Linked DNA regions of Mus musculus: region 1 is linked to region 2. A link is a loop called in an ENCODE intact Hi-C map of the cell type or tissue named here. Cell type or tissue: left cerebral cortex. All regions are shown on one strand. Links, peaks and the distances in the headings refer to the core of each region. The heading gives the core; the rest is flanking DNA. Region 1 has its middle 52 kb from the start of Gm33687. Region 2 has its middle 3.6 kb from the start of Gm33687.

Evidence for each region. Peaks named below come from ENCODE experiments on the same cell type or tissue, not always from the same donor. Only the 100,000 strongest peaks of a DNase experiment are listed, where the experiment ranks them.
Region 1: a loop joins it to region 2, with 2.5 times the contacts of the local background. A loop is called at or near these places in 5 of 42 quality-filtered maps.

The regions. Positions count from the first base shown.
Region 1 is chr8:86,330,363-86,333,278 of GRCm38, forward strand. No RefSeq gene overlaps it. Among named protein-coding and RNA genes, the nearest start is that of Gm33687, 52 kb to the left of the region's middle. In left cerebral cortex, for the core only: no CTCF peak of the experiment used is centred there; a DNase peak (open chromatin) is centred at 1,626.
Region 2 is chr8:86,274,700-86,277,615 of GRCm38, forward strand. No RefSeq gene overlaps it. Among named protein-coding and RNA genes, the nearest start is that of Gm33687, 3.6 kb to the right of the region's middle. In left cerebral cortex, for the core only: no CTCF peak of the experiment used is centred there; DNase peaks (open chromatin) are centred at 1,174 and 1,721; H3K27ac peaks cover 594 bases.

The sequences.
Region 1 (2,916 bases), core at 297-2,796, 56 kb after region 2:
GATGCACACACATACACACTGGCTGACCCCAGAGCTGCTATCCTGTCACCCTGTGTCCTTGTTACAGTAGTTTTTCCTCTGAGCTTTGACTTCTCCATTCCCTTCACCATCTTTTCTGACGTGGCCACTAGCTTCAGTTCTTCCCCTGCAGCTGACGTCATCACTAGACAAGGGAAGAGAACGCAGGAGAACAGTTGGCTTCATGGAAGATACTCTGAATTAATTCAGTGACTAGAAATGTCTTCAACTCAGGGGCAGAAGAACGGGTAGCTGGGTGTCATAGACAAGAGAGTCAGTTTGGAGTGCTTGACGACAGGACTGCAGAAAGAATACAATAAAATTCAGAGCTGCAGAGAAGAAAAAAAATCTCCTATTTTACCTGAGCCACATTTATATGCCCGAGGAGTTTTGACATGGAGAACATTGGATTGTTAAATATTAACCCAAACTAACCGACAACCTAAATGTTGCCTTCATCCTCCATGTCTGTCTCTGGTGATACAAAATTCACCCCCCCCCCGTCCCCATTCTCTGAGTTATACTGATATTTGTATTTGGCTCTAGGATAATTTACTTTATAGCCTCTGAAAGGTTTGATGAAGATAGGCTGGTGAACACTTTGGGGGTGGGTGGGGGAGGGGAGTGCAAGGAATGCCTAGGTATTTTGTTTTCTTAGAGAACGGAGTCTGAAGTCCCTCTCTCTTCATGACCTTGGCCCTTAGAAGAAGTAAGGTATGCACAGAGCCTGCCTCAAGAACATGGTTGTTGCTTTCAAGGTTTCAGGGCTGGCTCTCCTGAAGAAGGAAACAACGGGCTGTATTACGTCCCCTAAAGTCCTACAAGACAAAAGATGCAATGGGAACCACTGGAAGGACATTTGCTCAAGACAGTGAAATCTGGTTGAATCGTGGCATGAGGGTGGCTAGAAGTTTCCAACTGTGAGACGGGGGCACTGTGATTAAATTGTGGAGATTTGGGAGCCTTTCCTGGTCCCCAGTGCAAACATACCAATAGTCTCCACCACATTCACACAGCATCATAGAAAAACAGACATAGCACACCCTGAATTCAGTGTCCCCTCAAGATGCGACTTTATTATAAGCCGGTCATTGTTTGTTCTCCATGTCATACAGGAATGCTTAAAAGTATCCCCAAACAAAGATCTCTTGCTGACACTTTAAAAGACATGCCAAATAAAGTAGCAGGGTATCAAGAGCCCTTCAAACAGTGCCTGCACTTCAAGAGCCCGAGTGTACACACTCATTTGAAGTACATTCGAGAAAATAATTTACTCCCAGTCTGTTTTGAATAATTGTACACAGATAGCTCATAAGCATAATAAATCTTTAGCAAGACCTCGTTCTTGCACGACACTCATGAAAGCCTCAATCTGAAGATTACACTTAATAGAATTGCCTGTCAATCCCCATCATAATCGATGGGGGCAGATGGCTCTTTGATTGTGCTTTTTATATGCAAGAAAGCTCCATACCTCTCTTGCTTTCCAGTCAGCCTCCTGGCAGCTCACATTGTGATCAGGGGCTTTCTTTATGGAGAACTGTTTTCTTTAAACACCAGATTTTATGTATCATTATAAATAGATGTGTTCAGAGAGCAGTTTTTCATCTATAATTTGTTCATCTGCCATGTTAGCATTTGAAATGAAGCTCATTGGGAGCTTGGAGTGCAGATGCTGACAGAGAGGAACATGGACCTAGGCTAGAGGAGGCTGGAGCCATCAGGACTCACAGGAACAAGAGCTTACCAGGGAAGTGCCCAGGCCCTCGCCTTTCTCTTGAGACACAGGGTAGAGTGCTGGCATGTACTTCTTCCTAGTGGGGGCTGGGTTTTCCCTCAGTGATTGGTTGGTCCTTTAATTCATCCGGATCCATCCTATCTCGTGTAAATGGTATACAACGAGCATAAAGAGCTCAGCTACAATCCTCACTCGTGAAGGGCACTGGGCTGAGAGGCGGAGTGGAGATGCTGATCATGTTCTGAGCACGCGCACAACTATAACTCCTTTCATAAGCAGATCCAGTACACACTACCTGCACATCTTGTGCAACACTGTAGCCAAACCATGCTTTGGAACCAGGTAAGACTTGAACTCTTTACTCTAAAAGGGAGCATAAGGTTATGGCAAAGAGGTTCATTCCCCGGGTCTGCCTAGAATGGGTTTAAGATCCACTCCTCGGCTATGTGCTGCCTAACTTCATTTATAAACCTAACCTCTCCACACTTCTGCCTCTTCATCCATAAAGTAGAAATGAGAATAAGGTTATTATAAGGCTCCACTGAGATAAGGCAGTTAACACAAAGAGTACCAAGTAAACTAATGAATACAACATATAAAGTAAATAGCACACACTCTTCTCTTTCAGTTGAGGAGGAGTGGTGGGCACCACGTGCGTGCCCTTCCTGGTACTCACTTTTATATTCTGCAACCACTCCTCACAGACAACTAAGGGAGTGAAGAGATTTTCCACAGAGACTGCCTAAGGGAGGGAGAAGTTTCAGAGACCTCAGTCCACTCTGATGGGAAAGGCATGGCAGGGTTCAGCCCATGATGACAAGAGTGTCCGGCAGAGGTCATTCACATCACTGCCAACCAGAATGCAAGGAGAGTGTCAAGAACTACAGGCAGATATAACCTTCAAAGGCCAACCCCTGATGGCCTACTTCTGACAGCTAGGCTCCACAGACTCTCAAAATAGAACCACTGCCTAGGGCACAGCCATTCGAAATATGAGCCCAAGGGGGACATTTTGGTTCAAACTGTAGTGCAGTTCCTATGATAAATTCAGGTGACCTGGAAGCGTGACCCTTACAATTTACTTTGTCTCTCAGCCGAGACTTCACAGTTAGAAAAAAACACAATCACGGTATGGCTTACTTTAAGCAGCTGTTAATACT
Region 2 (2,916 bases), core at 166-2,665:
GGGACACCAGTGGAGTGGGAAGGTCAGCTGGGTACTTTCTCTGACTCTGTGAGCTAGCCGGCTTCCACCACAGCATCTGGCTTCTGTGCCTTCACTGATAAATCGAACGTTTGGGATTCTGTTTTTGTTTTTGTTTTTGTTTTGTTTTGTTTTGTTTGTTTTTAATGAGGATTAAGCAGTTTATTTTATATTCAGTCTACAAGACCCGGCATGCGGTAAACCCATGTCTCACTTATAAGAGGCAATGAAATCATAATTAAAAACAATGTGCCTTGTGCCATATGATTTTTTTATTTTCTTTATTTACAGTTCAAATTTTAATCCCCTCTCCTAGTTTCCCCTCTGAAAACCCCCTATCCCATCCCACCTCCCCCTGTTCACCAACCCACCCACTCTCACTTCCCTGTCCTGCCATCCCCCTACACTGGGGAATAGAGCCTTCTCAGGACCAAGGGCCTCTTCTCCCACTGATGTCCAACAAGCCCAACCTCTGCTACATAGGCAGCTGGAGCCATGGGTCCCTCCATGTGTACTTTTGGTTGGTGGTTTACTCCTTGGGAGCCCTGGGGGTACTAGTTGGTTCATATTGTTGTCCCTCCTATGGGGCTGCAAACCCCTTCAGCTCCTTTGGGTCCTTTTCTAGTTCCTCCATTGGGGACCCTGTGCTCAGTCCAATGATTGGCTGCAAGCATCCACCTCTGTATTTGTCAGGCACTGGCAGAGCCTCTCAGGAGAGAGCCATATCAGGCTCCTGTCAGCAAGCACTTGTTGGCATCCACAATAGTGTCTGGGTTTGGTGGGGATTTTGTTTTTTAAGAACAGCATCTGTGCCTCAGTTTCCTCACCTTTAGGAAAGTTAACTAATAAGAGAATCTTGCCTAGTATTTACAATGGTGATTACTTCTTTTTTATTTTATGTTTTTATTATTTTACTCTTTTGCTTTTGAGAGAGTTTCACTCTAACATAGGCTAACTTAGAATCCCATCAACAACCCAGACTGGCTTAGAACTTCCTCAGTAGTCCAGGCTGGCCTCCAATTCCTGCTATTTTTGCCTTTGCTTCCCAAGAGCTGAGGTTACAGGTGGCTGCGTCTATACCAGACCCAGTGTGGGTTTTAATTTTAACTGATCAGAGATGCGTGGGGGCTAGAGAGTAGAGCAGGGCTTGTGGTTCCTGTGGGCTTGGAGCAGAGCAGGGCTGGCGGTTCCTGCTCACAGTGGCTGAGGATGAGTCAGAGAGATGAGAGGCATAAATAGCTCCTGTCTGTCAGCTCTTCCCTGACTCTACCCAGTCCGCAGACCTGTCCACCCCTTTCCTCCACCTCATTCCCAAAGGCACTCCTTTGGCTCATCTGTAAATCCTAACCAAGCCCTGTAAGCAAGTGTATTAATAATAATTCCTCCAGTAAATAGGAATTGAGTGTTCCCTGGGTATTGGAGGAGGAAGTCCTATTGTGAATATGAAATGGAAAATGTTTAGCGTGTTGTTGAGAGTAACTGGGTTTTTCTCGGCTCTTGGGGGGAGGGGGCTTTTAAATCAAGAGTTAGGATGATAGATGCTTGCAGTCACCCAAAACTTCTACCGAGTAAGTGACCTTCCAGTTCTTGTCTGGCAGAGTTGAAGAATGGAATGATTGTACCACGGAGGTGATCTTTAAAAAGAGTATTTTATTATAGAAAGCTTCAGAGACAGAAAGATGCAAAGCTCCTACAGCAAGAGCAGGTCCCTGGGAGTGGGTACCACTGTGGGTTGCAGCCTTCCAGTTAGTAATGCTTCGTATGGATGAGCTGGCCAGCCCAGCTTTGGCTCCAGGTGTCTAAGTGCCTCTTGGTTTCAGTCAGTCCTCATTTATGATTCCAAGGGAAGGGGTCTTCATTTAGAGGAAAGAGATGAGGAAACACCAGAACCTGTTCTTTCTTCCTTTCTGACATCCCTGTTCTCTGGCCAGGGCAGGACCAAAGACATTCCAGCTAAACACTTCTGGCATTTCAGGCCTCAGGAAAGGATGGAGTTGCCCATGGTGTCAAGGATATTTCCAGCTTTTAGCTGAAGAAAGAATCCATTCCTTTTGTAGGGCCCCTTACTTTGAAATGCCCAGCCACTTCTGGTCTGCTGTTCTCAATAGATAATGTCAGTTAATAAAACTCTGGGAATGGCCTTATCTCCCTGAAATAGCAAAGGAGAGACAGAAAAATAAACAAAACCAAACCACACAAATGATGTGTATGGTACTGTCAGGACCTCTGACTCCCACCCACCAGGAGCACAGATATTCTTGTACATTGTAATATAGGGGACAGACAACAGGTTTGCCCTGTTTGGTCTTTTTCAGTGCAACAGTTATAAATTGAACATGTTCCTGTCAGCCTTGAGCCAGTGGGCACTGACAATGTCAAAAAAAATATGTGCTATACAAAAAGCAAAATAAGATATAAAAAAGTGGGCACAGAGCTGGTGTGCTGGATAATCTTAACTTTGTAAGGGTCCATGAGTCACTGAAGAGTGATACCCCAGCAGAATGGAAAGCAAACAGAACACAGGTCATCAGCTTGGATCCATGATTTGACTTTGAGTTGTTCTTTTTTTTAAATTTTATTTTATTTATTACGTATTTTCCTCAATTACATTTCCAATGCTATCCCAAAAGTCCCCCATACCCTCCCCCCCACTTCCCTACCCACCCATTCCCATTTTTTTTGGCCCTGGCGTTCCCCTGTACTGGGGCATATAAAGTTTGTGTGTCCAATGGGCCTCTCTTTCCAGTGATGGCCAACTAGGCCATCTTTTGATACATATGTAGCTAGAGTCAAGAGCTCCGGGTTACTGGTTAGTTCATAATGTTGTTACACCTACAGGGTTGCAGATCTCTTTAGCTCCTTGGGTACTTTCTCTAGCTCCTCCATTGGGGGCCCTGT